3 separate regions of the Homo sapiens genome follow, and regions 2 and 3 are each linked to region 1. The links are chromatin loops, found by intact Hi-C in ENCODE. Cell type or tissue: CD4-positive, alpha-beta T cell. All regions are shown on one strand. Links, peaks and the distances in the headings refer to the core of each region. The heading gives the core; the rest is flanking DNA. Region 1 overlaps CRY1 (cryptochrome circadian regulator 1). Region 2 overlaps CRY1 (cryptochrome circadian regulator 1). Region 3 overlaps CRY1 (cryptochrome circadian regulator 1).

Region 1 (11,128 bases), core at 3,369-8,368:
GGTATTTGGGAGAGTTCTAACAAGAAAGCATATCAGAAGCAATGATAATAATCTATCAGCAACTCATGAATATAAGAGTGTGTGTCGATAATTGTTTCAACCCTATCTCTAAATCTGTTTGATATAAATAAAATGAATCCTAAGTGGAGTTGCCTTTTTTTTTGTTTGGTGCTGGGGAGACAGGGTTTCGCTCTGTTGCCCTGACTGTAGTGCAGTGGTGCCATTGTAGCTCATTGCAGCCTCAAACTCCTAGGCTCAAGTGATCCTAGGACTACAGGATCGAGTAGCTAAGACTGCAGCTGTATACCACCATACTTGGCTAATTTTTTTTTTGTTTGGTAGTCTTGCTATGTTGCTCAGGCTAGTCTCAATCTTCTAGCCTCAGGCAATCCTCCTTCAACCTCCCAAAGCACTGGGATTACAGGCATAAGCTGTAGCACCTAGCCCTAGTTGCTTTAAAATAACAAAATTCTTATTTACTTGTTTTTGAAACAACATTTTTCAAACCAGCAAGTGTTTTGTGTTCTTTGTTTTGAGATTTCTTCTGCCTAAAATAGCACATTATTGGGCCAAACTATCTTCTGTATTTAAATGATGTCCTATCTTATCAATTTGGCAGAGAGGAATGGGTTTCCACATGGGCCCTAATATACAAATACATGAACACATACATATACATATAGTACTTATTATTTTATTCTGATTTTTTCTTTAGCTACATATAGTAGTCTGTATAAAATTCCATTTATAAAAACTTCCTTTTAGATTTATTTACCATATCTAGAGCCATAGAGGGAATTAATTCCTTTTTATTGAATTAATGTTTTGATTTTTACTTTTTGCTTATAGGTTCAACGTGCATATGTTTAAAAAAAAAAGGCTAAAAGGATATACAATTAAAAGCATGTTGTCCCCCACCTTCACCCTAACCATCACAACCACAGTTTCTCTGAGGGAGAAGATTCTTCTGTCATTAACTAGCTGAGTTACTTAATTAGTGTCTCAGGTCTTTTGGTTCTAGTACAGCAAGTAGTGAGGATTTTTAATAGGTAATTAATCTGGTTTTCCACATTGGAGGTAAGGCTAGTTTAGACCTGGTAACAGTACCCTTAGTTAATTGGGATAGTTGTGTCAGTGGCTCCAGTACTGATATCTCCCCTAGTATGTATCTTTCTTCTGTGTCATTCACTCAATTTATTCTGTTTATAAGGAGTAGATTCAGGAATGGGTCAGAACATTTTTATACACACTTAGGTAAACACATATATATCTAATAAACTATTGTCATTTTTTCTGGCGTTTTTTACTTAGTTTCTTTTCTAAGTTAAACTCTGACTTAATATAGGCTAACAAGATGGCTCTTTCTAGGCCCTGCAGAAACTTTTAATAAGGAGTTTAAATTATTGGTTTTAGAGACTAGGTGCATAATTAATATCTAGATTTTTTAAAAACATTCTCATTATATCTATTTCTTTTTTTAATTATTTCTATTTTTATTTTTATTTTTTGAGAGAGAGTCTTGCTCTGTTGCCCAGGCTGGAGTGCAGTAGTGCTGTCTTGGCTCACTGCAACATTTGCCTTCCAGGCTCAAGCCATTCTTGTGCCTCAGCCACCCACGTAGCTGAGATTATAGGCATGCACCACCACACCTTGCTAATTTTTGTATTTTTAGCAGAGAAAGGGTTTCGCCAATTGGCCAGACTGGTCTTAAACTCCTGGCTTCAGGATCCAGGAGTCTCCACCACCTTGGCCTCCCAAAGTGCTGGGATAACAGGCATGAGCCACTGTGCCCAGCCTCATTATATCTAAGAAACAGTGACACATGGCTAAAGTCTATAGATGGCCACACTGAAGCATTATAAAATGTTTTGTTCAAAATCACAGAATAAAAGAACATATAAAGCCACCATTTTTCAACAGTAAAATTTATATTATGCTTTTTTAAGTTACTTTGGATCTTGCTTTGTTAATTCATGACACATGCTTGATAGAATGTATTCAACAGATACTGATTGAGTGCCTGCTATATACAAGGCTGTGTCTGAGGTACTGGAGATACAGTAGTGAAACAAAAAATTTCTGTCTTCATGGTGCTTACACTGTAGTGGAAGGAGACAGATAGTAAACAAATAAGTAAACATGCAATGTCAGGTGGTGATATGTGCTGTAGAGAAGAGTAAAATGTGGGATAGTAAATGTCAAGGTGAGGGAAAGTTACTTTATATGGAATCAAAGAAGGCCTCACTGATAAGGTGACATTTGAGCAAGCATATGAAGAGTGAGCCATGCATCTGGGTTGTGGTATATCATATCCACAATATTTTGCAGCTCTTTCCGTCAAAAGGTAGAGTTTATTTCCTTACCCCATTGAATCTGACTTGCCCTTACAACTTGTTTTTAACCAAGTGTCAAAGAAGACATTGTGAATTCCAAATCCTAGGCCTTAAGCGACCTTTCAGCTTCTACTTTTCCCCTCTTAGGATGCTCCTTCTATCATGTAAGAAAGCCTGGGGTAGAATATCTAACTTTGGGAGGCCACATATAGAGAGTGGACCAAACAACAGCCAACACCAAAGTCTGAGATGTGTGAGTTTGACTATCTTAGGCACTCCAGCCCCAGCCAAGCTGCCAGCGAATTGCAGCCTCATGAGCAGATCCGAGTGAAACCAATAAAAGAACCATCCAGATACCTGACAGAATTTTGAGAATTAACAATTCCACTAAGCTAACTGCAACATGGGGAAGGAGCATGGAAGGCAGAGGAAACAGTGCTTAACAAAGGCCTTGAAGTAGACATGTGCATGATTTGTTTAGGGAACAACAACAAGGCCAGTGTGCTAGAGCACAGTGAGTGAAAAGAAGAAATGGCGTCGGAGAGGTGGCTGGAAGCCAGATCATAGGGCTTTATAGATCATGTTAGGAGCTTCAGCCTTTACTCGGAGTGAAATAGATGCCATTGGAGAGTTTTGAGTAGAAGAGTGACATGATTTAACTCATGATTTACAAGAATTTCTCTGGCTGTTTGTGGAGAATACACAGGGGATTGGAAGTGTTGTAGAGGCAGAAGCAGAAAGATCAGTTAGGAGGCAATGGCAGTTATTTAGGAATAAGATGATGATGACCAGGACCAGGGTAGCTGTAGAGGTGTTGAGAAGTGGTAGGGTTTTGGATATATATTTTAAATAGAGGCTGTAAGGTTTGCCTATATGTGATATATGAGAGTCAAGGATGACTCTAGGTTTTTAGCCTGGACGCATGGCAGAATGGATTCCCATTTAATGGAATAACAGACTATGGAGGAACAAGTTTAAGGAAAAAATAAGAAGTTCATTTTATAAATTTTTAGTTTGGGATGCCTTTTAGGCATGTTAATGTACATGTTGAGAAGGCATTCAAGTCTAGTGCTCAGGGAGAAGTCTGGACTAAATTTAGGACTCTTCAGTATATAAATAGTAGTTTAGACCCTAAGACTAGAGTTATGAAACAGAAGGAAAGGATGATGGATGGATGGATGGAAATTTTTAGAGTTTTACCTTCTTTGTATTTGGATTATTTTGTGAGGTAGCTTTACATTTTTATGCAATTATACTGTTTAATTTACTGTCAATTTAAAAAATAAATGCTTTCTCCTAGGACATATGTGATTTACAACTTTTAGTTTTACTATCAAATTTTACATTGCTTATTTTCACAGTATATTAATTATGACTTAAGAACTTTTTTTTAAAATTGTTTGGGAGTGCTATTTCTTTCTTTTGTTTTGTTTTATTTTATTTTTGTTTTTTGAGACCAAGTCTCACTTTGTCACCCAGGCTAGAGTGCAGTGGCACGATCTCAGCTCACTGCAGCCTCCACCTCCTGGGTTCAAGTGATTCTCGTGCCTCAGCCTACTGAGTAGCTGGGACTACAGGAGTGCGCCACCATGCCCAGCTAATTTTTGTATTTTTAGTAGAGATGAGGTTTCACCATGTTGGCCAGCCTGGTCTCGAAGTCCTGACCTTAAGTGGTCTACCTGCCTTTGCCTCCCAAAGTGCTGGGATTACAGGCGTGAGCCACCACGTCCAGCCAAGAACTTTATATTCATTTAGTTGTTCATGTTATCCTTTCTGATTAACAAGTAATTGTGATACACAAAAATAGATACAAATCTTATTGCTTAAAATTGCCAAGTGCTTGAGCCCAGGAGTTTGAGACCAGCCTGGGCAACATAGTGAGACTCTGTCTCTACAGAAAATTTTAAAAATTAGCTGGGCATGGTAGCATACACCTGTAGTCCCAGCTACTCCAGTGGCTGAGGTAGGAGGATCACTTTAGCCTGGAAAGTTGGAGGCTGCAGTGAGCCAAGATCATGCCACTCTACTCCAGCCTGGACAACAGAGCAAGACCCTCGCTCAAAAAAAATTGCAAAGTGAATATTCACTTACTCAAATGAAAATATGTTGGTGCTATTTGCAGTCTTACTGTTAAATCTAGGTATTGAAATTCAAAGGTAACTACGTGTTGCTTAAAATAAAAACCTGCTCTAACGAGTAGATAAGCCTGGACAACATGCTGAGACCGCATCTCTACAAAAATTTTTAAAAATTAGCTGGGTATGGTGGCGCATGCCTGTGGTCCTAGCTACTCAGGAGGCTGAGGTGGGAGGGATGATCACTTGAACCCAGGAGGTTAATGCTGCAGTGAGCTATATTCATGCCACTGCACTCCAGCCTGGGCAACAGAGTGAGACCTTGTCTCAAAAAAAAAAAAAGAGTAGATAGGGACTTCCATCTCTGGTTAAGATGTAAAAACTCACAATAGATCATTGTTTCCCATATTAACAAGGAGATGAAAGTGAATGTGACACAAAATTATAGAGGTCTTTTTTCCTCTTATTTTGTTTGAACCCGTTAGAGAATTGAGAAAATAAAGTCTTTAAAGGCTGGGCGTGGTGGCTCACGCCTGTAATCCCAGCACTTTGGGAGGCTGAGGCCGGCGGATCACAAGGTCGGGAGTGCAAGACCAGCCTGACCAACATGGTGAAACCCCGTCTCTACTAAAACTACAAATATTAGCTGGGAGTGGTGATGCACACCTGTAATCCCAGCTACTTAGGAGGCTGAGGCAGGAGAAACACTTGAACCCAGGAGGCGGAGGTTGCAGTGAGCTGAGATTGCACTACTGTGCTCTAGCCTGCGCAACAGAGTGTGACTCTGTCTAAAAAAAAAGAAACAAAAACACACAAAATATATATATATAGATACACCCAGGTTATATCCTAATGCTACACCATTCTACATAAGGGACTTGAGCATTTGTGAATTTTGGTATCCACAGGGGGTCCTGGAACCAATTTCCTGCAGATACCAAGGGAGGACTGTATATCAAAATTTACAGAATGCAGCTAAAGCAGTGCTTAGAGGAAACTTAATATTATAGCTTTCAATATTGTATTAGAAAAGGAAAAATCAAGAACTAAGTTTCTACCTTAAAGATAGAAAAAGAACACATTAAACTAATAGTTAGTAGAAAGAAAACAAAAAATAAAGAGGAACGGGAATCAATGAAATAGAAAACAATAAAGAAAATCAGTATGCATTAATTAGTTTATTATTTCTTAGTGCCAAACCCACCCTTCTTGCCCTACTGTGTGATACTGTGTCACAGCAGGAGAGAAGAAGCTTTTCTTCTTGATATACTTGTGCTTTTTTTCCCTGGGCTAGCAGATGAGTATGCCGGAGGATCAGTAGCATTCACCTCAGCAGCCCTCCTGAACCAGCCACAGCCTACATACACCCTCTGGTGAATTTCTGTGTAAGCCTATTTATACCCTCTGATAAGTTTCTATGCCACCTGGTGGACAGCTTCTACAGATAACCTGGTTAGCCCATACCTACCAGGAAGTTTCTCAGCCAACCAGCAGGTTATTGGTATGAAACACCTTTGGTCATTGCCCTCCGGTAAATTTCTTTACAGGGAAGGTTGTGTGTTCCTGTGGCAGCACGCTCCATCCAATGAGCCATGAATCTCAGTGGCTTGGTGGAGGGAGCTTTTGTTAAGTTTTTTATTCATTCCTTGTTTATTTTCCGTCCACATAGAGGTGGCAGCTGCTTTCTGCAATTGGTACTTTTGAACACCTTAGAGCAGTACCATCCAATAGAAGTCATGTTAAATTTAAAATTTTCTAATAGCCACATTAAAAAAGTAAAAACAAACAGGTGAAATTAATTTTAATGATTTATTCAACACAGTATATCTAAAATATTCTATATAAAAGTATTAATAAGCTATTTTATCTTTTAAAATAGCTTATTTTAAACGGAGTTTTAAAAAAATATGAAGTTCTTGAAATCTTGTATGTATTTTATACTTCCAGCTGATCTCAGTGCCAGCTAGTCACATTTCAGTGCTCAGAAGCCACACGTGGCCTAGTGGCTACTACCTACCATACTGAAGTGTAGCCTTATCTCCTGTTTTATTCCTTGTCATTGTTGACCACCTTTAGTAGCTAACAATTACAATTTTTGATACAGGCATACCTGGGAGATGTTACAAGTTTGGTTCGAGACCACCACAATAAAGTAAATATTGCAATAAAGCAAACATCACAATAAAGCAAGTCACAATTTTTTTGTTTTCCAATGCATATGTATAAAAGTTGTCTTTATACTATTCTGTAGTCTTTTCTGTGTGCAGTAGCATTATGACTAAAAAAAATACACACCTTAATTAAAGATATTTTGTTGCTAAAAAAATGCTAGTGATCATCTAAGCCTTCAGCAAGTCATAATCTTTTTTGCTGGTGGAGGTTCTTGCCTCAATGCTGATGGCTACTGGCTCATCAGGGTAGTGGTTGCTGATGGTTGTGGTGGCTATGGCAATTTCTTAAGACAGTAATGAAGTTTGCCACATCAATTGACTCTTCCTTTCACCAAAGATTTCTCTATAGCATGCAATGCTGTTTGATAGCATTTTACCCACAGTACAACTTTAAAAATTGGAGTCAGTCCTCTCAAACCCTGCCACTGCTTCATCAACTAAATTTGTGTTATAACCTAAATCCTTTTTTATCATTTTGATGATGTTCACAGCATCTTCACCAGCAGTAGATTCCATTTCAGGAAACCACTTTCTTGCTCATCCATAGAAAGCGGCTCCTCATCCATTCAAGTTTTATCATAAGATTGCAGTAATTCAGTCACATCCTCAGGCTGCACTTCTAGTTTTAATTCTATTGCTATTTCTACCACATTTGTAGTTCCTTCCTCCACTGAAGTCTTGAACCCCTCAGAGTCATCCATGAGGACTGGAATCAGCTTCTTCCAAATTGCTGTTAATGTTGATATTTTAACCTCCTCCCATGAATCACAAGTGTTCTTATTGGCATCTAGAATGGTGAATCCTTTCCAAAGATTTTCAATTTACTTTGCTCAGACCCATCAAAAGAATCACTGTCTGTGGCAGCTATAGCCTTACAAAATGTGTTTCTTAATAAAACTTGAAAGTCAGAATTATTCCTTGATCCATGGGCTGCAGAATTGATGTTACATTGGTAGGAATGAAAACAATGTTAATCTCCCTAATAAATCTCCATTGGAACTTTTGGATGACAAAGTACGTTTGTCTGTGAGCAGTGATATTTTTAAAGGAGTCTTTCTTTCTGAGTAGTAGGTCTCAACAGAGAGCTTAAAATATGTATAAACCATGTTGTAAACACATGTGCTGTCATCCAGGCTTTGTTGTTCCTGTTCTGCACAGGCAGAGTAGATTTAGCATAGTTCTCAAGGGACCTAGGAGTTTTAGAATGGGCAATGAGAATTGGCTTCAACTTAAAGTCACCAGCTATGTTAGCCCCTCACAAGAAAGTCAGCCTGTCCTTTGAAGCTTTGAAGCTAGGCATTGACTTTTTCTTCTTTTTTTATTTTTGAGACGGAGTCTTCCTCTGTCACCCACGCTGCAGTGCAGTGGCACGATCTTGGCTCACTGCAGCCTTCGCCTCCTGGGCTCAATTGATTCTCCTGCCTCAGCCTCCTGAGTAGCTTGGACTGCAGGCGTGCACCACCATGCCCGGCTAAATTTTGTATTTTTAGTAGAGACAGGGTTTCACCATGTTGGCCAGACTGGTCTCGAACTCCTGACCTCAAGCATCTGCCTGCCTCAGCTTCCCAAAGTGCTGGGATTACAGGCATGAGCCACAGTGCCTGGCCTGGCATTGACTTTTTCTGTCTAGCTATGAAAGTCCTAGATGACATCTTCTTCCAATAGAAGGCTGCTTCATCAACACTGAAAATCTGTAGTTTAGTGTAGCCACCTTAATTCATTATCTTAGATAGATCTGGATAACTTGCTACTTCTCCACCCAGCACTTGTTGCTTCACTTTGTACTTTTAGGTTATGGAGACAGCTTCTTTGCTTAAACCTTATGAACCAACCTCTGCTAGCTTCCAACTTTCCTTCTGCAGCTTCCTCACCTCTCTCAGCCTTCACAGAATCGAAGAGTGTTAGGGCCTCTCTCTGGATTAGGACTATGCTTTAAGGGAGTATTGTATCTGGTTTGATCTTCTATCCAGACCCCTAAAGTTTTCTCCATATCGCCATTAAGGCTGCTTTGTTTTTTTTTATGATTCATGTGTTCATTGGAGTAGCACTTTTAATTTCCTTCAAGAACTTTTCCTTTGTTTAGACATCTTGGCTAACTGGTGCAAATGGCCTAGCTTTTGGCCTGCCTCAGCTTTCTTTTTTGTTTTTTTTTTTTGTTTGTTTTTTGAGACAGAGTCTTGCCCTGTTGCCCAGGCTGGAGTGCAATGGCTCGATCTCAGCTCACTGCAAACTCCGCTTTCCGGGTTCAAACGATTCTCCTGCCTCAGCCTCCCGAGTAGCTGGGATTACAGGCACATGCCACCATGCCCAGTTTTTGTTTGTTTGTTTGTTTTTAGTAGAGACAGGGTTTTACCATGTTGCCAGGCTGGTCTGGAACTCCTGACCTCGTGATCCGCCCGCCTTGGCCTCCCAAAGTGCTGGGATTACATGCGTGAGCCACTGCGCCCAGCCTGGCCTGTCTCACCTTTCAACATGCCTTCCTCACTAAGCTTATTTCTAGCTTTTGGTTGAAAGTGAGAGATGTGTGACTCCTCGTTTCACTTGAACACTTAGAGACCATTGTAGGGTTACTAACTGGCCTAATTTCAATATTGTTGTCTCAGGGAATAAGGAGGCCTGAGGAGAGGGAGAGAGGGTGAAAGAGATGGGGGAAAGGCTGGGTAGGGCAGACAGACCACACTACATTTATCAGTTAAGTTCACCCTCTTTTATGGGTGCAATTCATGGCACCCCAAAACAATTACAATAGTAGCATCAGAGATCTCTGATAAAAGCTGGGTGTAGTGACTGGTACCTGTAGTGCCAGCTACTCAGGAGGCTGAAATGGGAGGATCACTTGAGGCCAGGAGTTCAAGACCAGCCTGGGTGATACAGTGAAACCACGTCTCTTAAAAAAAAAGAGAAGAGATCACAGGTCATCATAACAGATATAATAATGAAAAAGTTTGAAATACTGTGAGAATTGATAAAATGTGACACAGAGACACGAGGTGAGCACATGCTTTTGGGAAAATGGCACCAATAGAATTGCTTAGTGCAGGGTTGCCGTTAGCCTTTGATTTATAAAATGCACAATATCTGAGAAGTGCAATAAATAGCAAAGCACAATAAAATGAGTTGCCCTTGTAAATTTTTCATGTTCAAATTGCTGATGTGATTTTTGTCTCCTGTTAGTCAACAAAGCCAAAAACGGGTTCTTTGAAAACATTAATAAAATTGATAAACTCTTAATACTGATTCGGACAAAAAAGAAAGAAAATACAAGTTACCTATATCAGGAATAAGAAAGAGGACATCACTAGAGATTCTCCAGACTTTAAAAGCATAGTAAAGAATATCGTAAACACTATACTGTCAATAAATTATATATCTGAGATGAAAAAATTTCTTGAAAGGTATAATTTACTAGAACTCTCATAAGAAGAAAAAGAAAACCTGAATAGCCCTATATCTCTTAAATAAATTGAATTTGTAATTAAAAACCTTCCCATAAACAAACTTCAAGCCCTTAGATGGCTTTATTTTGAGTTATATCACACATTTAAGAAGGAAGTATTTCCTTCTTAAATTAAACTCTTTCAGAAAACAAGATTGAGATTACTTCCCAACTCATTTTATGAGGACAGCATAACCCTGATACCACAACCTGACAAGGAAAGTTTGAGAAAAAATTAAAAGTATAGCCAAGTGTCCCCCATAAACAAAGACTCAGAAATCACTAAATTGAATCTAGCAATATTTTTTATTTAAAAAAAGTTTTTTTTGTAAAGACACTATGTGGTCTCATTATATTTACCTAGGCTGAGCTCGAACTCCTGTGCTCAAGCCATCCTCCCATGTTGACTTCCCAAAGTGCTGGAATTACAGGTATGAGCCACCGTACCGGACCGTGAACCTGGAGATATAGAGATTTTATATATATATATATATATATATATATATATATATATATGTTTTTTTGTTTTTTTGTTTTTTCTGAGATGGAGTCTTGCTCTGTCGCCCAGGCTGGAGTGCAGTGGTACAACCTTGGCTCACTGCAACGTCTACCTCCCGGGTTCAAGCAATTCTCCTGCCTCAGCCTCCTGAGTAGCTGGAATTACAGGCACCCACCACCACGTCTGGCTAATTGTTGTATCTTTATTGGAGACGGGGTTTCACCATGTTGCCCAGAGTGGTCTCAAACTCCTGAGCTCAGGCTATCCGCCTGCCTCAGCCTCCCAAAGAGCTCACTGGTGTGAGCCACCGTGCCCAGCCTGCAATATTTTAAAATACTGCTACTTCAGGATCAAGTGGGGTTTATCTCATGAATACAAAGTTGGTTGAGCATTAAAAAAATCAATTAATATAACCTACTGGGTTAATAGGATAAAGGAAAAGAGAAATTATCTTAACAAATGAAGAGAACGCATCTGACATAATTCAACACCCGTGTATACTTTTTAAAAAGGTCTTTTAGCTAACTAGAAATTCTTTAAAGTGCTATATTAGTTTGTTCTCACACTGCAAATAAAGACATACCTGAGACTGGGTAATTTATAAAGGAAAGAGA
Region 2 (11,128 bases), core at 1,527-6,526, 53 kb before region 1:
TAGTTTCATAGTTGGGTTCTACCAAAGTTTAAGAAACATGTGACTTCAGTGATATATAAATTGTTCTAAAACATGATAAAAGAAGAGGAAACAATGTGTAGAATTATCAAATAGGATACAGAAGCATATTTTAAATGTATATCCTACATTCATGTTGAAAATGCAGGAATAATTCAGTATTGGAAATATATTAATATGTCATTATATTAGTAGATCAGAGTATAATTATATGATCACTTCCATAGATGCTGAAAATACTTTTGATAAAGTTCAATATTTATTCCTAATAAAATTTAGTACTAAACCAGAAATAGAAGGCTACCAAATCAGCTCAAAAGTCAGCATCATGCTTAATGGGTAAAATTTAGAAGTTCTACAAAGTCTGGAGCAAGATACAAATGCTGGCTGTCATCACTATTACTTATTGTGCCAGAGGTACTAACTAATGCAGTATAAAAGGTATAAAAATGGAAGAGGAAGTAAAATTTATTGCTGTTTTTAGGACAATATTATTATATCCCAAAATATCTAGGAGAATCAACTGAAAAGGTACTATTAATAATAAGAGAATCCAGGCCGGGCGCTGTGGCTCACGCCTGTAATCCCAGCACTTTGGGAGGCCGAGGCAGGGGGATCACCAGGTCAGGAGATCGAGATCATCCTGGTTAGCACGGTGAAACCCTGTCTCTACTAAAAAAAAAAAAAAAAAATTAGCCAGGCATGGTGGCAGGTGCCTGTAGTCCCAGCTACTCAGGAGGCTGAGGCAGGAGAATGCTGTGAACCCGGGAGGCAGAGCTTGCAGTGAGCCAAGGTCGCGCCACTACACTCCAGCCTGGGCGACAGAGTGAGACTCCATCTCAAAATAAATAAATAAATAAATAAATAAATAAATAAATAAATAAATAAATAAAAATAAGAGAATCCAGCGATGTGGCTAGATACAATTTTTATTAGCCTTAGGTGCAGAGAATTAGTTTAAGACATTATCATTACAGGTTTATGTAAGGTCTCTTCCTTGTTTTCTTTCTTTAGCCTCCTTTATTCCTATTTGAATTTCCCTTCTCCCATACATAAATGCATTGTTTGTTATACAGTATACATTGTGGTTATATTCTAATATATTTATCTTTTTGTAACTGTGTGTTCATGCAAAACAGATATTGTTTTATGTGCATTTATTTTTAACTTACATAAATGCTATTGTGTTGTATTTCTTATTCTGTTTTTTTCCCACAAGCACTAAATGTCTAAGATGTACTCATGTTGATACTGCTAATCCATTGCTTCTAACAGCTGTATAATGCTCTGTGAGACCTTTACCATATTATATCTGTTATCTTAATGATAGCTACCTGTTTACTTCTAGTTTCCTGACACCACAAATTGTTCTGCACTGAACATCCTTGCACATGACTCTGTGTTAAGTATTTGTTTGGAGTGTATATACAAATCAATAGAATTGCTGGGACATAGGTTAGCCCCATATGTAGTTTGACTAAGAAATGCCAGATTGCTATTCACAGTAGCTGAACAAGTCTATATTCCCACTAACAATGCATGAGTCTTCTCATATCCTTATGTCCCAACATTTAAAAATTATCCAGCTTTATAAACTTTACTGATCTAATAAGCATAAACTGATGTTTGATTCTTTTAATTTGTACTTTTCTAGTTACTAAGTTTGAGCATTTCTTATACATATTAGTTTTGGAGGTTTTTCTTTCTGTAAATTACCTTTTAATTGTCTTGTTCATTTTTCTGTTGATGTGCTGTCTTTTCAGTTTTATTTGTCGAAGTTTAAAGTATATATATGTATATATACTTTATATATATACTTAATATATATTACATATATACTTTATATATATACACTATATATACACTTTATATATATACTTTATATATATATACTTTATATATACTTTATATACTTTTTATATATATACTTTATATATATATACTTTTTATATATATACTTTATATATATATACTTTATATATATACTTTATATATATATTATATATATACTTTATATATATAATATATATATAACAAACAATGGCTACAGGCACCTGAAAAGATGTTCAACACCATTAGTCATTAGGAAAATGCAAAACAAAACCACAGTGCAATACCACTTCATATGCACCAAAATGACTATTATTGAAAAAATTTTATACAAAAAATTAGCTGGGCGTGGTGGCGGGCGCCTGTAGTCCCAGCTACTCGGGAGGCTGAGGCAGGAGAATGGTGTGAACCTGGGAGGTGCAGCTTGCAGTGAGCCAAGATTGCACCACTGCACTCCAGCCTGGATGACAGAGCAAGACTCCATCTCAAAAAAAAAAAAAAAATTTAAACGGAAAGTAATTGTTGGCGAGGGTGTGGAGAAATTGGAACCCTTGTACATTGCTGGTGAGAGAATAAAATAGTACAGCTGCTGTAGAAAAATTTGCCATTTCCACAAAAAGTTAAACATAGAATTACCAGCAATATCACTCACAGAATTCCAAAAGAATTTAAAGCAGGCATTCTAACAAAAACTTATACATGAATGTCCATAGCAGCACTATTCACAATCACCAAAATGTGGAAACAACCTAAATGTCTGTCCACTGATGAATGGATAAACAAAATATGGTCTCTTCACATGATGGAACCATAAAAAGAAATGAGATACTACAACATGGATGTCAGACACATTCTAAGTGAAAGAAACCAGACACCAAAGATCACATATTATATGATTCCGTTTATATGAAACATCCAGAACAGGTGAATTCATAGAAACAGAAAGCAAATTAGTGGTAGCTCGGGGCAGGGGGAAAAATAGAGAGTGATTCCTTAATGGGTACAAGGTAATCAGTACAGGGTTTTCATTTGTGATACAAATGTTTTGGAACTAGATAGAGGTGATAGTCACAGAGCATTATCAATGTACTCATATGCCACTGAATTGTACATTTTAACATTATTAATTTTGGGCTGAGTGCGGTTGCTCATGCTTATAATCTCAGCACTTTGGGAGGCTGACAAGGGTGGATCACTTGAGGTCAGGAGTTTGAGACCAGCCTGACCAACATGGTGAAACCCTGTCTCTCCAAAAAAAATACAAAAATTAGCGGGGCATGGTGGCACATACCTGTAGTCCCAGCTACTCAGGAGGCTGAGGCAGGAATTGCTTAAACCAAGGAGGCGGAGGTTGCAGTTAGCCAAGATCATGGCACTGCACTCCAGCCTGGGCAAAAGAGTGAGACGCTGTCTCAAAGAAAAAATTATTAGTTTTGTATTATATGTATTACAATTTTACCTCAAAAAATTGTAATCAAATAGTTTCCCTATATATCAGAGATTGGCAAACTTTTAATGTAAAGGGCCAGATGATAAATATTTTAGGTTTTTCAGGCCATATGATCTCTCTCTCAGCTACCCACCTCTCCTATTGTAGCATGAAACTAATTAGGATGTCTGTGTTCCAGTAACACTTTATTTACAAAGAAGGCAGTGAGCTGGCTTGACCCATAGTTGGCTGGCCCCTTGCTACATATAAGCAACCAGTTAGCAAATATAACAGGAAGAAAAATTCTGTGTATAATAGCAACAAAGAGAAATACAACAATCTAGAGATAAATTCAGATACAAAGAGAATGATGATTGGATCTTGTTCTCTACTGAAGCTCTTGTTCTTATGGAATAGTTAGGAACTGACTGCCTTATGGCCCATGGAACATCCTCGGTTGAGAACATCTGTCAGAAGGAAACCTATAAATTATCATTCAGTCAGTTTCAAGATTCCAGCCTTGTCACAGACTCCTGTTCATTGTCTTCCTTCTCCTGTCCCCTACACTTTTCCAACACCTTCTTCCCCCCATTAATCTGCAGTCTGGTATCTTTCTGTATAGACTGTTATTTACTCCTAGTCATGGAAGGGCCTCTTTTCCAGATGTCACAGATTTAAAATGTGAAAAACAAAACTATAAAAGTAGTAGAAGAAAACTAAGGAAGTTTTTTTTTTTTGCCTTTGAAAAGAGAAAAGTCTTCCTAACATGCAGTCCTAAAATCAAAAAGAAAAGATTGGGAACTTTAGATAATCATAAAAGTTGTGCATGCCGATATCACCATGTCAGCATCTAAAGACAACATCCCAAGGGATAAAAGGGAGTCTGTGAGATAAAATTTGATTTCCTTAATATATAAAATTCTCTTGTGTATCAGTGAATTATGAGTTCCAGTAGATTGTACCTTTTGTCAATATAGAGTCGATAGTATAGACTAAGTAAGGGCTGGCAACTTTCTTGAAGAGTTAGACAGTTAATATTTTCAGCTTTGTGAGCCACACATAGGGTCTCTTTCTCATATTCTTCTTTTTTTTATGCAGCCCTTTAAAAATTAAAAGCCTTTCTTAACTTGTGGGCTATACAAAAACAGGCCACAGGTCAGATTTGTCCCATGGGCCATAGTTTGCAAACACTTCTGTAGACTATTTCCTATTTGTTTTATTGAGTCCTTTTGAGAGACCAAGGTGGGAGGATTGCTTGAGCCCAGGAGTTCAAGACCAGCCTGGGCAACATAGTGAGACTCAGTCTCTTCAAACAAACAAATACATAAATAAAATTAGCTGGGTGTGGTGACATGTGCTTGTAGTCGCAGCTACTCAGGAAGCTGAGGTGGGAGGATCACTTGAGCATGTGAGGTCGAGGGTGTGGTGAGCCATGATCTCCAGTGCCACTGTACTCCAGCCTGGGCAACAGAGCAAGGCTCTGTCTTGAAAAAGCAAAAACAAAACAAACAACAGCAACAACAACAAAATTAATCTAAGCCAGGCACAGTGTTGCATGCCTGTAATCCTAACAATTTGGGAGGCCGAGGCGGGTGGATGTTGAGCTCAGGAGTTCGAGACCAGCCTGGGCAATATGGTGAAACCCCATCTCAACAAAAAATACAAAAATTAGCCAGATGTGTTGGCACATGTCTGTAGTCCCATGTAGTCTCTGTTACTTGGGGAGCTGAGGCAGGGGGATCACTTGGACCTGGGAGGTCGAGGCTGCAGTGAGCCGAGATCGTGCCACTGCACTCCAGCCTGGGTGTCAAAGTGAGACCCTGTCTTAAAAAAAAAACAAAAAACAAAACTTAATCTACCATCTAGAAATAACCATCTTAAACATTATGTAAATCATTCTGGGTCTCTCTATGTACATTTAAAGATAAAAGGATGAATGGATATAGAGAAATGAAGATGGGATCATATTATGTACACCATTTTAAAATAAAAAGAAGTAAATTTACTTGAATATAACAAGGAAGTAAAATGTAAGAATAGCTAAACTTAGGATAAACTTTTAAAAATTATTTTAGAATTATGATTTTACTGAACTGTAAAGTTGGTGTTGGGGGATGGGCAATAATCTTCACTTTCCCAGTTTCGGACTAATCAAAGGAGAGATGCACACACACAAAGGAGGGTTGTACTGTCAGAAATAATATTCACTTTATTCCTAGTAAAAACTAGGTTGTACGACTGTGTAGTCAGAATGAGCCTTATGATACTTTATTTTTGAATTAGACTTATTTAGCAACATAGTCATAGACTGTGCTTGTCAACCACAGCAGGAGTGGATAATGCCTCTATAATTTTACTGCATGGGAGAATAGAAACTACATCCTATAGGGCTGGGTTGAGCATGTGTACTTCCTTGTTTTTTAATGCAGAGGCAGAGATAAATTGAAGATGTTCCTTTTACTTTTTCATCTTGGTTGTGAAGTAGAAATTGCTTCCATTTATGAAAATATGAAATGTTAGGAATAAGTGTCTCATTTTGGGCAACGTCCAATTTCCTTATCTTTCATGGTATGGATCATTTAACATACTGTATTTCTTTCTACCACCAGTGCCAGATTATTCTTACTTTGTTGAAGTTTATAATAGTTCTGTTTTATTTTGTTCTATACACCAAAATTCCCAGTTATTTTTACTCTTTTTTTTTTGAAACAGAGTTTCGCTCTTGTCACCCAGGCTGGAGTGCAATGGCGCAATCTCAGCTCACTGCAACCTCAACCTCCAGTGTTCAAGTGATTCTCCTGCCTCAGTCTCCCGAGTAGCTGGGATTACAGGCGTGCACCACCACGCTTGGTTAATTTTTTTGTATTTTTAGTAGAAACAAGGTTTCACCGTGTTAGCCAGGCTGGCCTCAAACTCCTGACCTCAGGTTATCCGCCCGCCTTGGCTTCCCAAAGTGCTGGGATTACAGATGTGAGCCACCGCGCCCGGCCTTTACTCCTTTTTTTTCAGACAGAGTCTCACTCTGTCGCCCAGGCTTGGAGTGCAGTGGCATGATCTCAGCTAACTGCAACCTCTGCCTCCTGAGTTCAAGCAATTCCCATGCCTCATTCCTGAGTAGCTGGAATTGCAGACGCGTGCCACCATGCCTGACTGATTTTTGTATTTTTAGTAGAGATGGGGTTTCACCATTTTAGTTAGGCTGGTCTTGAACTCCTGACCTCAAGTGATCCACCCCTCTTGGCCTCCCAAAGTGCTGGGAAAATGGTGTGAGCCACCATGCCCAGCCCATTTTTACTCCTAAATAAATTCAGAACTTATCAGCAGTCCTTTTATCTCCATTTATCTGTTGTTTGGCTTGATATCATTGTCCAGCTTTTGCCCCTCCCTCAAGTTCTTTTAGTTAGAGAATGTCTGTTGCTCCATTAGCATGATAATCTGGTGGAATTATTTTTCTTCTAACATATTTGTGAATACTTTTTCTATTCCATTTGTTGTGTTTACTGTTTGAAGTTTACTAATTAAGTTAGATTGGTTTTGACTCTCCTGTCTTTTTGTGGTTTCTGTCATTTCACTGTTTTTCTTTCAAATTATTGTGATCTCCTAGAAACACCTACATGTCATAGTTATTTGGCGATATTGTGTGGATTCTGCCCATTTCTATTTCTAAGTTATTCTGTATTTTGATTTTCAGTTTTGTTAGCTTTGTGGTCTTTTTATGTGCTTCCACTGTTGATGATTTTTGTCTTCTGTTTTAACTTTATTGAAGACTGCCAAACTGTTTTCCAAAGTAGCTATACCATTTTGCATTCTCACTGACTATATATGAGACCAGCTGCTCCTCATCCTTGTCAACATTTGGTTTTGTCAGGTTTGTTCTTTCCCATTCTAATAAGTATGTGGCGGCATCTCATTGTGGTTTTAATTTGCATTTTGTTGTTGTCTGTTTTAATGTACTTATTTTCCATCTATATATCTTTGGTGAAGTGTGTTACTCTAATCTTTTGCTAATTTTTTATTGGGTTGATTATTTTCTTATTACTGAGTTTTGAGAGTTCTTTATGTATTCTGGATATTGTCTCTCTTTGCCTAGTTTATTTCACTTAGCATAGTGTCTCTACATGCATTCACATCACAAATGACAGAATTTTCTGCTTTTTAAAGGTCGAATAGTATTCCATCCCGGTCGTAATAGAATATTTCTATAATTACAGAAAGTTCTCTCATAACCCTTTTTGAGTCAATCCATTCAGGGAACTTAAAAAAAAATAAGTATACTCTCAGTTTCTACCCCAGATCTATCAAAGAAGTAATATCCAGGGTGGCGCTTAGGAGATTTATTTTGCAAACCCCTGTCCCCCCAACCCCAGTATGAATATAATGAGCCCTGATTAAGAACTATGACCCAGCTGGACGCAGTGGCTCATGCCTTAATCCCAGCACTTTGGGAGGCTGAGGCGGGTGGATCACATGAGGTCAGGGATTCGAGACCAGCCTGGCCAACATGGCAAAACCCTGTATCTACTAAAAGTACAAAAATTAGCTGGGCGTGGTGGTGCATGCCTGTAATCCCAGCTACTCTGGAGGCTGAGGCAGGAGAATCACTTGAATCCAGGAGGCGGAGGTTGCAGTGAGCCGAGATCGCACCACTGCACTCCAGCCTGGGCAACAAGAGCAAGACTCTGTCTCAAAAAACAAACAAAAAAACAAAAACTATGACCCAGCTGGGTTATATATTGCATTTACCACATGGCCTAGATTACCCTGTAACATATTTGCCCCCTAGCCTGTTGCATTTTCTTTCCCTTTAATCTCCATGTCAGCATTGAAAAACTTGCCCCAAACATAGCTTTAAGTGGTGAGGCAGGGAAACAAAAGCAAAAGAACTCATATATTAGAAATCCCTAATTCTCCTGAGTTCCAGTCCTTTTTATCTATTTGTCAGGTAATTGACAACTCAACCAAGAATATTTAAAACCAAATTTATTTCTTAATTAATAGCGTATCCTCTCAGCTCCTAAGCTAGAAACTTAGTGCCATTTTTGAAGTTTCCTCCTCTTCTTGGATGTAAAAATCCTATTGGTTTCCACCTCTAAAACAGCTTTAAGTCTGTTCCATTTGTGTACACTGCATTTCTTGCTTAGAATATTAAGACTCCAAAATGGTGTCTTGAGTCTTCTTAATCCAAGATCTTCCTCACTGCTGGCACAGTTTTGTTTCTAAAATTGAGTTCACAAACTGGGAAATAAAGAGAACACCATGAAATACATATTTTTAACTTAAAAATAAATAAAGTTTTGTATAAAATCAAATACTACCTTATATACACAGTATCCTAGTATAGCAAATGTCAGAGAAGCAAATGATAGTCAAGTTTTAAATTGAGAAAAACTTAATCATTAATGAATGTTTTAGGAAGTAGGGAAATATTTGCCAAAAAGACTGAAATTCACTTATGAAGCTATTGACTGGACTGTTCTGGAAGAAGAGGCAGAATAAGCTATTTGACAATATTCTTTTATCGTATGACGTTATGGATAATCCTGTATTCATGGTATACAATGTAAAAGAGTCAGTACTGTTAAATACTGGCTTGAATATATATTTCCTTTTGTTTGAATGCAACTCCCAGTGTGCATTGTAGAAATGAGGTATTTGTACTTCTATGGTGTATGTATGAGGGAGATCTGCAAGATAACTTACTATTTTATCACAGAAAAACCAGGAGAAGAAATTCTTAGTTTAATGATTCTTTTGTGACTTTTTTTAGACTGGAAAATATATATTATGTCAGCGCTGACACAGTACTAGCTTTGAGCATCAAGGAAAAACTAAGTTTTAAGTGATAGTAGAATAAAATAACTTGTACTGTAATGTAATTGCTGACATTGTTTTATTCAGAAAAAAGAGTTGGTAGTCAACATTTTGCTTCCTAATCATGATTAATTGTTGAATGTAATACAAATTATGAATATAATTAAAACTATAATAATCAAGTGAAAATTGTTTCATCTTCCTGAAAATATCTTGAGTCAAGGCTTTGGTTTCCATTTCTGAAGTATATTATAAAAACAAAAGGTGCTCATGTAAGTTTTTGAAATATAGGATGAGATGAAAACATTTATTCATAATACGATGTCAATAAAAAGTTACTTCTGTGACTTTTTAGTTTCCGGAATAGAGCCAAAATAGGATTTTTAATGTTGAATGTTGAGGATAAGATAATAGGGTTTCTTTTCTTTTTTTTTTTCTTTTTTTCTTTTTTTTTTTTTTTTTTTGAGACAGGGTCTTGCTCTGTTGTCCAGGCTGGAGTGCAGTGGCACAACCTTGGCTCACTGCATCCGCCTCCACTTCCAGGGTTCAAGGAGTTCTCGTGCCTCAGCCTCCCAAGTAGCTGGGACTACACCACTGTGCCTGAGTAGATAATAGGATTTCTAAAGATTGAACTGTGATGGTGAAGTTTAACTCCTTCCCAGCATTGGATAATTTTGATCACTTGTTTAGAGAAAGAAATTAATGATATGCTAGTGGATATGGTAAGAAAAATGTGTATTTTTGTGCATTGAAATAGGATTTGAAGAAATATTTTCCAAGTCCAAATGCAACTAAAGAATGTATTAGGGGCCGGGCGCAGTGGCTCATGCCTGTGATCCTAGCACTTTGGGAGGCTGAGGTGGATGGATCACTTGAGGTCAGGAGTTCAAGACCAGCCTGGCCAACATGGTGAAACCCCATCTCTACTAAAAAGACAAAAAAATTAGCCGGGCGTGGTGGTGGATGCCTGTAATCCCAGCTACCCAGGAGGCTGAGGCAGGAGAATTGCTTGAACCTGGGAGGCAGAGGTTGCAGTGAGCTAAGATCACGCCACTGAACTCTGTACTCTAGCCTGGACAACAGAGTGAGACTCCATCTTAAAAAAAAAAAAAAGACTGTATTAGGAATCAGTTTATTACTATTTCCTGAATTGAAGCATTTGGCTGTCAGCTTTTTTAGGGTTCACTGAATTAACTTCTGAGTGCTTATAGTAGTGAGCCATCACTAATAAGGTAAAGAGACACTGGTAAAATATTGTGGTAGAAAACGATCATTGTTATTATTAATTAAAATATGTTTACATTTTATTAAACATTTTAATATATTTTCTATTAATTTACCTGAATTTAGTGGTCCACATATATGTTAAATAGTTGTTATAGCCATAGATCCTTTAATGAACTTTTTAATAAAAGTTTGATAAGAAATAGGAGTTTAATAAACACAGACTTCCAGCTTTTTGGGAATCTCAGTAAAGAGAAATAATTTTTTTTGTTTGTTTGATTTTTGTTTTTTGAGACAGAGTCTCACTCTGTCACCCAGGCTGGAGTGCAGTGGCGCGATCTCAGCTCACAACTTCCGCCTCCCGGGTTCAAGCCATTCTCCTGCCTCACCCTCCCGAGTAGCTGGGACTACAGGTGCCCGCCACCACACCTGGCTAATTTTTTGTATTTTTAGTAGAGACGGGGTTTCACTGTGTTAGCCAGGATGGTATCCATCTCCTGACCTCGTGATCCGCCCACCTCGGCTGGGATTACAGGCGTGAGCCACCACACCCGGCCCAAATTTTTTTAAAAAAGAGTTAAAAGGTCATAGTTTCTCTTCAGAAAGACCTGCGTTCAGTTCCTGATTTGAGCATTTACCCACTAACAACATGTGTGACCTGGGTAGGATATTTAACTTTTCTAAGATTGTTTCTTTATTTTTAAATGGAGATAATACTATCTTAGTCTGTTGTGTGCTGCTATAACACAGTACCAAAGACTGGGTAATTTTTAATGAACAAAAATATATTGCTTATGGGTTTGGAGGCTGGGAAGT
Region 3 (11,128 bases), core at 3,837-8,836, 65 kb before region 1:
TAACCAGTCTCTAAAAAGTTTTAAAGTTTTTCTTGTGTATGAGGTTTTTTGTTTTTGTTTTGTTTTGTTTTGAGTTCTCTAAGCTCTTGTAAGCAGCTTTAGTTTTTGCTTTTTTTTTAATACTTTAAGTTCTGGGATACATGTACAGAACCTGCAGGTTTGTTACGTAGGTATACATGTGCCATGGTGGTTTTGCTGCACCCATCAACCTGTCATCTAGGTTTTAAGCCCCACATGCATTAGGTATTTGTCCTAATGGTCTCCATCCCCTTGCCCCTCAACCCCTGGCAGGCCCCGGTATGTGCTGTTCCCCTCCCCGTGTCCATGTGTTCTCATTGTTCAACTCCTACTTATGGAGAACATGCGATGTTTGGTTTTCTGTTCCTATGTTAGTTTGCTGAGAATGATGCTTTCCAGCTTCATCCATGTCCCTGCAAAGGACATGAACTCATTCTTTTTTATGGCTGCTTCATATTCCACAGTGTATATGTGCCAGATTTTCTTTATCCAGTCTATCATTGATGGGCATTTGGGTTGGTTCCAAGTCTTTGCTATTGTGAACAGTGCCACAATAAACATACATGTGCCTGTGTCATTATAGTAGAATGATTTATAATCCTTTGGGTATATACCCAGTAATGGGATTGCTGGGTCAAATGATATTTCTGTTTGTAGATCCTTGAGGAATCACCACACTGTCTTCCATAATGGTTGACCTAATTTACACTCCCACCAACAGTGTAAAAGCGTTCCTATTTCTTCACATCCTCTCCAGCATCTGTTGTTTCCTGACTTTTAATAATCGCTGTTCTAACTGGCATGAAATGGTATCTCATTGTGGTTTTGATTTGCATTTCTCTAATGACCAGTGATGATGAGCTTTTTTTTCATGTTTTTTGGCCACATAAATGTCTTTTGAGAAGTGTCTGTTCATATCCTTCACCCACTTTTTGATGGGTTTTTTTTTTTTTGTAAATTTGTTTAAGTTCCTTGTAGATTTTAGATATTAGACCTTTGTCAGATGGATAGATTGCAAAAATTTTCTCCCATTCTATAGGTTGTCTGTTCACTCTGATGATGGTTTCTTTCACTGTGCAGAAACTCTTTAGTTTAATTAGATCCCATTTGTCAAGTTTGGCTTTTGTTGCCATTGCTTTTGGTGTTTTAGTCATGAAGTCTTTGCCCATGCCTATGTCCTGAATGGTATTGCCTAGGTTTTCTTCTAGGGTTTTTATGGTTTTAGGTTTTACATGTAAGTCTTTAATTCGTCTTGAGTGAATTTTTGTATACAGTGTAAGGAAGGGGTCCAGTTTCAGTTTTCTGCATATGGCTAGCCAGTTTTCCCAGCACCATTTATTAAATAGGGAATCCTTTCCCCATTTCTTGTTTTTGTCAAGATCAGATGGTTGTAGGTGTGTGGTGTTATTTCTGAGGCCTCTGTTCTGTTCCACTGGTCTATGTATCTGTTTTGGTACCAGTACCATGCTATTTTGGTTACTGTAGCCTTGTAGTATAGTTTGAAGTCAGGTAGCATGATGCTTCCAGCTTTGTTCTTTTTGCTTAGGATTGTCTTGGCTATACAGGCTCTTTTTTTGGTTCCATATGAAATTTAAAGTAGTTGTTTCTAGTTCTGTGAAGAAAGTCAATGGTAACTTGATGGGAATAGCATTGAATCTATTAATTACTTTGGGCAGTATGGCCATTTTCATGATGCTGATTCTTCCTATCCATGAGCATGGAATGTTTTTCCATTTGTTTGTGTCCTCTCTTATTTCTTTGAGCAGTGGTTTGTAGTTCTCCTTGAAGAGGTCCTTCACATCCCTTGTAAGTTGGATTCCTAGGTATTTTATTTTCTTTGTAGCAGTTGTGAATGGGAGTTCATTCGTGACTTGACTCTCTATTATTGGTGTATAGGAATGCTTGTGATTTTTGCTGATTGATTTTGTATCCCGAGACTTTGCTGAAGTTGCTTATCAGCTTAAGGAGTTTTGGGGCTGAGGCAATGGAATTTTCTAAATATACAATCATGTCATCTGCAAACAAAGACAATTTGACTTTCTTTCTATTTGAATACCCTTTATTTCTTTCTCTTGCCTGATTGCCCTGGCCAGAATTTCCAATACTATGTTGAATAGGAGTGGTGAGAGAGGGCATCCTTGTTTTGTGCCAGTTTTCAATGGGAATGCTTCCAGCTTTTGCCCATTCAGTATGATATTGGCTATGGGTTTGTCATAAATAGCTCTTATTATTCTGAGTAACGTTCCATCAATACCTAGTTTATTGAGAGTTTTTAGCATGAAGCGGTGTTGAATTTTGTCCAAGGCCTTTTCTGCATCTATTGAGATAATTGTGTGGTTTTTGTCATTGGTTCTGTTTATATGATGGATTACATTTATTGATTTGCATATGGTGAACCAGCCTTACATCCCAGGGATGAAGCTGCCTTGATCGTGTGGATAAGCTTTTTGATGTGCTGCTAGATTCGGTTTGCCAGTATTTTATTGAGTATTTTCATATTGATGTTCATTGGGGATATTGACCTGAAATTTTCTTTTTTTGTTGTGTCTGCCAGGTTTTGGTATCAGAATGATGTTGGCCTCATATAAAATGAGTTAGGGAGCAGTCCGTCTTTTTCTTTTGTTTGGAATAATTTCAGAAGGAATGGTACCAGCTCCTCTTTGTACCTCTGGTAGAATTTGGCTGTGAATCCATCTAGTCCTGGGCTTTTTTTGGTTGGTAGGCTACTAATTACTGCCTCAATTTCAGAACTTGTTATTGGTGTATTCAGGGATGTGACTTCTTCCTGGTTTAGTCTTGGGAGAGTGTATGTGTCCAGGAATTTATCCATTTCTTCTAGATTTTTTAGTTTATTTGCATAGAGGTGTTTATAGTATTCTCTGATAGTAGTTTGTACTTCTGAGGGATCAGTGGTGATATCCCTTTATCATTTTTTATTGTGTCTATCTGATTCTTCTCTCTTTTATTTATTAGTCTGTCTAGCAGTCTATCAATTTTGTTAATCTTTTCAAAAAACCAGCTCCTGGATTCATTGATTTTTTTGAAGGGTTTTTCGTGTCTCTGTCTCCTTCAGTTTTGCTCCGATCTTAGTTATTTCTTGTCTTCTGCTAGCTTTTGAATTTGTTTGCTTTTGCTTCTGTAGTTCTTTTAATTGTGATGTTAGGGTGTCGATTTTAGATCTTTCTTGCTTTCTGATATGGACATTTAGTGCTATAAATTTCCCTCTTAACACTGCTTTAGCTGTGTCCCAGAGATTCTGGTATGTTATCTCTTTGTTCTCATTGGTGTCAAAGAACTTACTTACTTCTGCCTTAATTTCTTTATTTACCCAGTAGTCACTCAGGAGCAGATTGTTCAGTTTCCATGTAGTTGTGTGGTTTTGAGTGAGTTTCTTAATCCTGAATTCGAATTTGATTGCACTGTGGTCTGAGAGACTGTTTGTTATGATTTCCGTTATTTGCATTTGCTGAGGAGTGTTTTACTTCCAATTATTGGTCAATTTTAGAATAAGTGCTATGTGGTGTGAGAAGAATGTATATTCTGTTGATTTGGGGTAGAGAGTTCTGTAGATGTCTACTAGGTCTGCTTGGTCCGGAGTTGAGTTCAAGTCCTGAATATCCTTCTTAATTTTCTGTCTCATTGATCTAATATTGACAGTGGGGTGTTAAAGTCTCCCACTATTATTGTGTGGGAGTCTAAGTCTCTTTGTAGGTCTCCGAGAACTTGCTTTATGAATCTGGGTGCTCTTGTTTTGGGTGCATATATATATTTAAGATAATTTGCTCTTCTTGTTACATTGATCCATTTACCATTGTGTAATGCCCTTCTTTGTCTTTTTTTATCTTTTTTGGTTTAAAGTCTGTTTTATCAGAGACTAGGATTGCAACCCCTAAGCAGCTTTAGTTTTAAAGCTGCTTTTATGTTTTTAGATATCTTTATAGCAACACCCCATTCCTGGTACCAGTTTTTTGTGTTTGTCTGTCCCCATGACTCAGATACCTCTTGCTAGGCTCCATCTGCAGTATTAGAGATCAAGTTTTAACATGGGATTTGAAGGGGACAAATATGTAAACTATATCAGGCACTAATCCCTCTCATGACAGTACAATGCATATGACCAAATAACTTCCTAAATGCCCCACCTCTTAATACTGTAGCATTGAGGATTAGGTTTTAACATGAATTTTGGGGGAACATAGACATTCAGACCATAGCAGGGATGTATTCTGTATATAATCTCTCTCTCACTTAACAGATAGTACCTTCCTGAAGAGAAGTTGCCTCTTAAATCAAAAGTTTATTTTGTGTCCCTATCCATTATAGGCAGTATTATTGATGCTGGGTATACAGTATTGAATAAAACAGAAAAAGTTGCTGCCCTATTCCAGTGGGGGGAAAACGGACAGTAAGACAAAAATAATGTATCAGGTGGTGGTAAATTCAATGGAGAGAAATAAAGCAGAATGTGAGAACAGGGACCTAAAGGAAGAGGAAACAGGCTATACATGTATCTGGGGAAAGAGCCTTTTTGTGTTCTCCACAGCATAGTGGCTTATACATAGTAGGCATTAAATATTGTTTTAATTTTTCTTATAAATCTAAGGTTGAGGGATAGGACAGCTACTTTATATAATTTATATGTTAATGTCTATCTTAAACTCATAACTTAAAAAAAATTCTCAATGAACAGATTTGTTTTAGAATTTAAACTTCAACATGTTCATTACACATTTGAAGCTATGACTTGTAAGCTCTCTTAATTTTCAGTAACCAAATCTATAAATGTGCCTACATCCTTACTAGTTCTTCCTTCTAGTATACAACTTCAGTGGAAGAGATACTGCTGTCTCTTTTCAAAACGAGTTTCTTCTTCTGTGCTCCATTTCAAAGACTTTGCTCATTTTTTATATTTATTCTTACCTTTTCTTCTACTTTTTCTTCTTTTTAGGTTGCCTCCAATCAACATTTAAACATGCTTAAGATCAAATTCTGTAAAACATACACAACCTGTAACAACAAAGGAACAGAACTTAGCATTAACTGTGTTCCACTCCTGCAACTATGTATCTCAGTTTCTTTGTAGCCAATTTCTTGAGCAAGATGTCTAATAGTGGCTGACTTCATTTCTTTATATTCTACTTACCCTTGAACCCAATCCAAACTAAGGCATGTCCGGCTTCACTCCCACCCACTCTACCAAAACTATTTTTATCCAAAGGATACTTTAAATCTGCCCATTCCCTGACTTTTTTCTTTTTTTCTTTTTTATTTTTTTTTAACAATGTTTGACACATTTGACCACACCTTCCTCTTCTTCCCTTGGCTTTATTAAAGGACTCTTCTGTGCTTTCCTGCCAGCGCTATTAGTGTTCTTCCTTAGCTTCTCCTTTTCTGTTCAACCTTTAAATGCCCCTGAGGTCTGTGATCTCCACCCTCTTTTCATTTCACATATTTCTAGGCAATCTTATCTCCTCTCATAAAGTCCGTTACCATTTACTCGTCTATGCCCAGAATTCTCAAGTTAGTGTCTTCAGCGCAAATCTCTTTCCTGATCCCCGGACGTGTGTGTGTGTTTGTATGTATCATATATACCCATTTGCCTGCTTGAATATATGACATTACCTCAAACTCAGCTTGTCCAAAACAGAGTTCATCTTCATCCTTCTCTATTGCACAAAAACAAACAAACCCCAAACTGAGTTTTCCTGTGTTTTCTGTCTTCACAAATGATACTTCCATTTGCCCATTTGAGTCCTTACTGTGTGCCAATTACTTGCTAATTTCTGTGGATAGCATGATAGTCAACAGGTAATTTCTCTGCCCTCAGGGAGTTTATAGTACAGAGGAAGATTTATTCAGAAATAAAATAGTTACATAAATACATTCTTCCCTCTCCATTGTCTCTTTAGCCCATATCACCATTCTCTTTGCCTAGGTTGTTTGGGTAGCTTACAAATCATTGTCCCCCTTGCCCTTCTCTAATTCATTCGCTACACAGCAAGTAGAGTGATCTTTTTAAAATTGCAAATCTGGTCATGTCATTTATGCTTTAAAACCTTTTAATGACATTTCTTTACCCTTAGGTTAAAGTTCAAAAAGCCATAGCATGGTTTCAAATCCTTGTGTAATCTGGCCCTCTGCTTCTTTCTAGTCTCTGGTGATTATTTCACTGAGGCAGTTAAACTGAAACTTGAAGTGTAAAGTGGATCTTAATAAGCAAGGCATGGAGGGAAGGGAATTCCAAGCAGAGAGAAGCAAATTCCAGACTGAAAGAATAGCTTAAGGAAAGGCACAGTATTCTGATAGTGGTGAGGAGGCTGATGTAGCTGAGTCATGTGGTGCATGAAAAGATAGGAGATGTTGTTTAGTACTTTTTTGTTTGCTAGTTGGTTGCCTGAGTCAAACAGGCTTAAGCAAAAAGAAAGTTTATTGGTAGATGTAATTGAATAACCTAAGGGAAACTGGCTTTGGACATCGCTTGATACCAGGACTCAGAAGATGTTACCAGGATCACATTTCTCTTTGCATCTCTGAACTTCACTTATTCTGCCTTGACTTCTCAAATAGGCTGTCCTCTGGTGGCAAAATATAGCAATAACAATGGCATTTATCTCAGCAAAAAGCATACACCTTTGGCCCAGAAGTCTCAGCAAAAGTCTTATGGCACTTCATTGGCTCTTTTGGGCCAGTTTCTGAACTAGTCATCATGAGTTTATGATTGTCTTAGCTGAAGTGTGCTTCACTGGTGGAATCAGCTTGACTGAACTGAAGTAACTGAAGTAAAATGAGTAGGAAGTAGGTGGATATCCTAAAACAACATTGTTGCCTATTATATAAGAACTCAGATAAGTGGGTATAGTTCAGAAAAGCTGCCCTTGTTTGGGGAAATATAAATTTAGCAGCTGAGTGAATGTTAGAAGAGAGAGTCAAGATACTAGTTTGGAGACTTTATCAACAGTTCAAGTGAAAGATAATACAGGCTTAAACAAGGGGAAAGGCTATGAGGAAGGGGAAGATATAAGAGGAAGCCTGTAGAGGTACAGTGAAAAGCTTAGGTGACTGCCTGGAAAACACAGTTTCACAGAGGAGGAGGGTGAGGGAGAAAGTAGAGTGTAAGATCCTCATACTTTGTGCCTCTGTGACAATTAGACATTAAGTTAGGAAACACAGAAATAGACCATAGGTAGGTGAGGAAAAGAGTGAGTTTAGGTTGTTGACCAATTTGAAGCACTGCTAAGATATCAACATGAGAAATGGAGAAAATAGAAATTTCACTCTGGGAATTATAGACATTGGATCTGTGCATATGGGAATAATTCCTGTATAAGTAATGGATGAAGCATGCCTGGATGAGATTGGATACAGCCATAAAAAGTTATGTTAGTCAAAAGCCCAGTGAAAAAACTCAGCGAATACTATGTTTAAGATGAATAGGAGCTGGTGAAGGAGGCGAAAGAGAACCAGAGAGGTAAAAAGAGGATCCAGGAGAGTGCCATATTATGGAAACTGAATGTGGCAAGAGTGATTTTACCTTGCACTACAGGAGGCAGGTTAGGATGAGTTTTGACAATTATGTAGGAAAAATTATCAAAGACTTAGAGGTGGGAAAAGGAAATTATTGCATATCTAGAATGCTAGATGTTGTTTAGAGGACCCTCCAGGAGTTATATGATTCTGATTAAGGGATATGCATCTTTGTATTTGATTGACAAGGCTGTTTCACAACTCTGTAAAAAGGGATAAAAGTTAAGTTGTAGAAAACTGAAAGCAGTACAAATGTTTTCTGCCCATACCAATGCAAATTATGTTTGTGCCATGAAAATGAATTTTGTAAGTTGAGAAATAGTAAATCAGATTCTTATTTGAATCAGTTTTAACATCTTATTTCTTTCTTCCTTAATCAATGAATTACGTAAATTTTTTGCCAGATCTTCATTTCATGTTTGTATGAGAGTCATAATTTTACTGTTTTGAAAATTATACTTTATCTGTTACAAAGGCTTTTGGTGAACTTTGAGATAACACTTCAATGTAGGTGTAAGGATAGAAATCAGATTGTATAGGATGTTAACAAAGGTGTGTGTAGCAGGTGAGGGGAGGGGAGTGGGGGAAATGATTCAGGTTGGAATGTGAGGGGGATTTTTTATGAGAGAGGTAAGAAATTAGCTCAAGGCATAGGTTCTGAACAGGCTGAGGAAAAGTGAATTTTGGTTAGATAACTAGACTTTTAGTCAAGACTGAGCATAGTGTATTCACAGGATGATAAATAAATAAAATATATAGATAACTTTTAGTCAAGACTGAGCATAGTGTATTCACAGGATGATAAATAAGAAATAAAATATATAGATAAGGTGAGGCCTGAATATGTAATTCTTTGAATGACAGACTGAAGTAAGTTTAGAACATCTGACTGTACTAAGACCTACTTTATAATTCTTACTTTCCTATTAAATGGCCGTGGGACTGACCTTGGGTAAATCTCTCTCCCTTCATTTAGTCATTCAGGAAAACATTCAGTGAGAGCCTGTTATCTACCAGGTACTGTGCAAGTCATTGGAGATACAAAGATGAAGGTTATGGTTCTTGCCTGTAAGGAAACTTTCACACCACTAAAGGACAATTAGAACATACAATGTTAAAAAGGACCTCTGTGGAAATCTGCAAATACAATTGTGAAAGCACAAAGGAAAGACAACTTTAAAGGGGTGGGAAAAGGGGTAAAGGTGATGAGTGTGAGTTCTAGAGGTGTGTGTGTGTGTGTTTGTGTGTATGTGTTGGGGAGTGCTGGGTGTGAGATATGAGACTGAGAGAGGAGGAATTCTAGAATGCTTCTGTAGTAGGCCGTTCTTGCATTGCTATAAGGAAATACCTGAGACTGAGTTATATATAAAGAAAAGAGGTCTAATTGGCTCATGGTTCTGCAGGCTGCTCAGGAAGCATAGCAGCGTCTGCTTTTGGGGAGCCTCAGGAAGGTTACAATCATGGTGGAAGGCAAAGGGGGAGCAGGCATGTTGCATAGCAAAGGCAGAAGCAAGAGAGTCGGGGGGAGGTGCTACACACTTTTAAATGACCAGATTTCATGAGAACTCGCCATTGTAAAGATGTACCAAAAGGGATGATGCTAAATAATTCGAGAAACCTGCCCTTTTGATCCAGTCACCTCCCAGTAGGCCCCACCTCCAACACTGGGGATTACATTTCAATATGACATTTGGGCAGGGACACATATCCAAATTAGATCAGCTTCTTGAAGATACATGAGTCAGTGTACTTACATGAAAAGAGAGGTTTTTTTTTTTTTTTTTCTTTGAGGCAGGGTCTCATTTTGTCACGCAGGCTGGAGTGTAGTGGCATGATTTCAGCTCACTGCAACCTCTGCCTCCTGGGTTCAAGGTGATTCTCTTGCCTCAGCCTCCCGAGTAGCTAGTGGAATTACAGGTGTGTGCCACCATGCCTGGCTAATTTTTGTATTTTTAGTAGAGATGGAGTTTCACCATGTTGGCCAGGCTAGTCTTGAACTCCTGACTTCAAGCAATCTGCCTGCCTCAGCCTCCCAAAGTGCTGGGATTACAGGCATGCACCACTGCGTCCAGCCTGAAAAGGGAGTTTCTAAGAAATCGTCTCTTATGTGACACCATTGGAACCTGCAGTTACTTGAAAAAGGAAATCATTTAAAAAAAAAATAGAAAAGTGTGCATTAATTTGATAGTTTTTGATGTAAGGCTTGATTCCAGGTCTGAGTTCTTTTGCTCACTTCTTTATCCACATTTATTCTTTAGGTGATCTCATCTAGTTGCATACTTGAATACCTGATAATTTCCTATCGTGTATTACCTGCACTGGCCTCTATCTTGAATTCCAGATTTGCCTATCTAGTATTTTTACTTGGATTCAAAATAAGCATCTTAAGCTGATTTTGTCTCCATCTCCTCTACCTCCCATGGCTTCTCTATATCACAGTAAATGTCAACATTCACCTAGTTCTGCAAAAACCCAGGAGCTACCCTTTCTTCTTTTTGTACTCAAACTTCATATCTAGTCCTAAAACAATTGTTAGAGCTTTTCCCTTCAAATTAAATCTCATATCCATTCAAATAACACCCTCCCACTGCTATCATAATATCCAGGCCACCAGCATTTTTTACAAGATTACTGTAAAAGCCTCCTAAGTTTTCCACTTCCATTTTTGTGCCTACCTTTCCCATCTGTTCCATGTGGAATTCAGAGTAATATTTTTAAAACCATAGTTAGGTCTGGTGGCTCAATACGTGGCACAGGGTGGGTGTCAGTATGTCCTTGTGTATTGAATGTATAAATGAGTATTGTTCTGCTGATTTTGCTGATGGAATTTCAAGTTGACTTTCCTGTGTAAATTACACCCGCAGACTGATATTGCCTATTATTCGTTAAAGTTGATTAAAACCTTCAAGACCATGGTGAAGCAAACTTGAATACAGAATTCCTTTAGTACATTTTTTTCTTCCCATCTAGTTTAGCTGTCTTATCTACAGATAGTTAATTAGACAAACTTTTTTGGTGATTCACCTTTTATCAAGGCTTTTTGAAGCATTCAGTTTCATTTTCTATAAAACTTTACTTTTTATATTCTCAGTTTATATAAAATTTAAATTACGTGATGAAAATAAGTTCAGCTGGCATGAACGTGTTTGAGAAACACAACTGACTCTTCATATGTCTAGAACTTTAACTGATTGGAATAGGAATTGGACTTATTAGAAAGCAGTAGCCTATTTTATTTTTGTCAAACTGAAATTAGCCATGTCCATCAGTCAGCATGGCCTCTGTATGCTTTGCACAGGGTATAGAAGGCATTTGGTTATTTGTGTGAATTGATAAATTGGAGATCACTAGTAGTTTTTGTTTTTTGTTTTTTGTTGTTTTTTTTTTGAGACAGAGTTTCACTCTTGTTGCCCAGGCTAGAGTGCAGTGGCACGATCTTGGCTCACTGCAACCTCCACCTCCTCGGTTCAAGCGATTCTCCTGCCTCAGCCTTCCAAGTAGCTGGGATTATAGGCATGCGCCATCACACCCGGCTAATTTTTGTATTTTTACTAGAGACGGGGTTTCATCATGTTGGCCAGGCTTT

Evidence for each region. Hi-C counts contacts between places; a loop is a spot of excess contacts. Peaks named below come from ENCODE experiments on the same cell type or tissue, not always from the same donor. Only the 100,000 strongest peaks of a DNase experiment are listed, where the experiment ranks them.
Region 2: it touches region 1 in a loop (2.1-fold over the local background); 5 of 110 quality-filtered maps call a loop at or near these places.
Region 3: it touches region 1 in a loop (2.4-fold over the local background); 3 of 110 quality-filtered maps call a loop at or near these places.

Annotation. Positions count from the first base shown.
Region 1 is chr12:107,008,967-107,020,094 of GRCh38, reverse strand. The region is part of intron 2 of CRY1 (cryptochrome circadian regulator 1); the gene reads left to right. Among named protein-coding and RNA genes, the nearest start is that of MTERF2, 27 kb to the right of the region's middle. In CD4-positive, alpha-beta T cell, for the core only: no CTCF peak of the experiment used is centred there; a DNase peak (open chromatin) is centred at 5,824.
Region 2 is chr12:107,060,450-107,071,577 of GRCh38, reverse strand. All of the region lies in intron 1 of CRY1 (cryptochrome circadian regulator 1), which reads left to right. Among named protein-coding and RNA genes, the nearest start is that of CRY1, 28 kb to the left of the region's middle. In CD4-positive, alpha-beta T cell, for the core only: no CTCF peak of the experiment used is centred there; no DNase peak of the experiment used is centred there.
Region 3 is chr12:107,074,817-107,085,944 of GRCh38, reverse strand. The region is part of intron 1 of CRY1 (cryptochrome circadian regulator 1); the gene reads left to right. Among named protein-coding and RNA genes, the nearest start is that of CRY1, 13 kb to the left of the region's middle. In CD4-positive, alpha-beta T cell, for the core only: CTCF peaks have their summits at 6,369 and 6,623 (motif pointing left); a DNase peak (open chromatin) is centred at 6,604.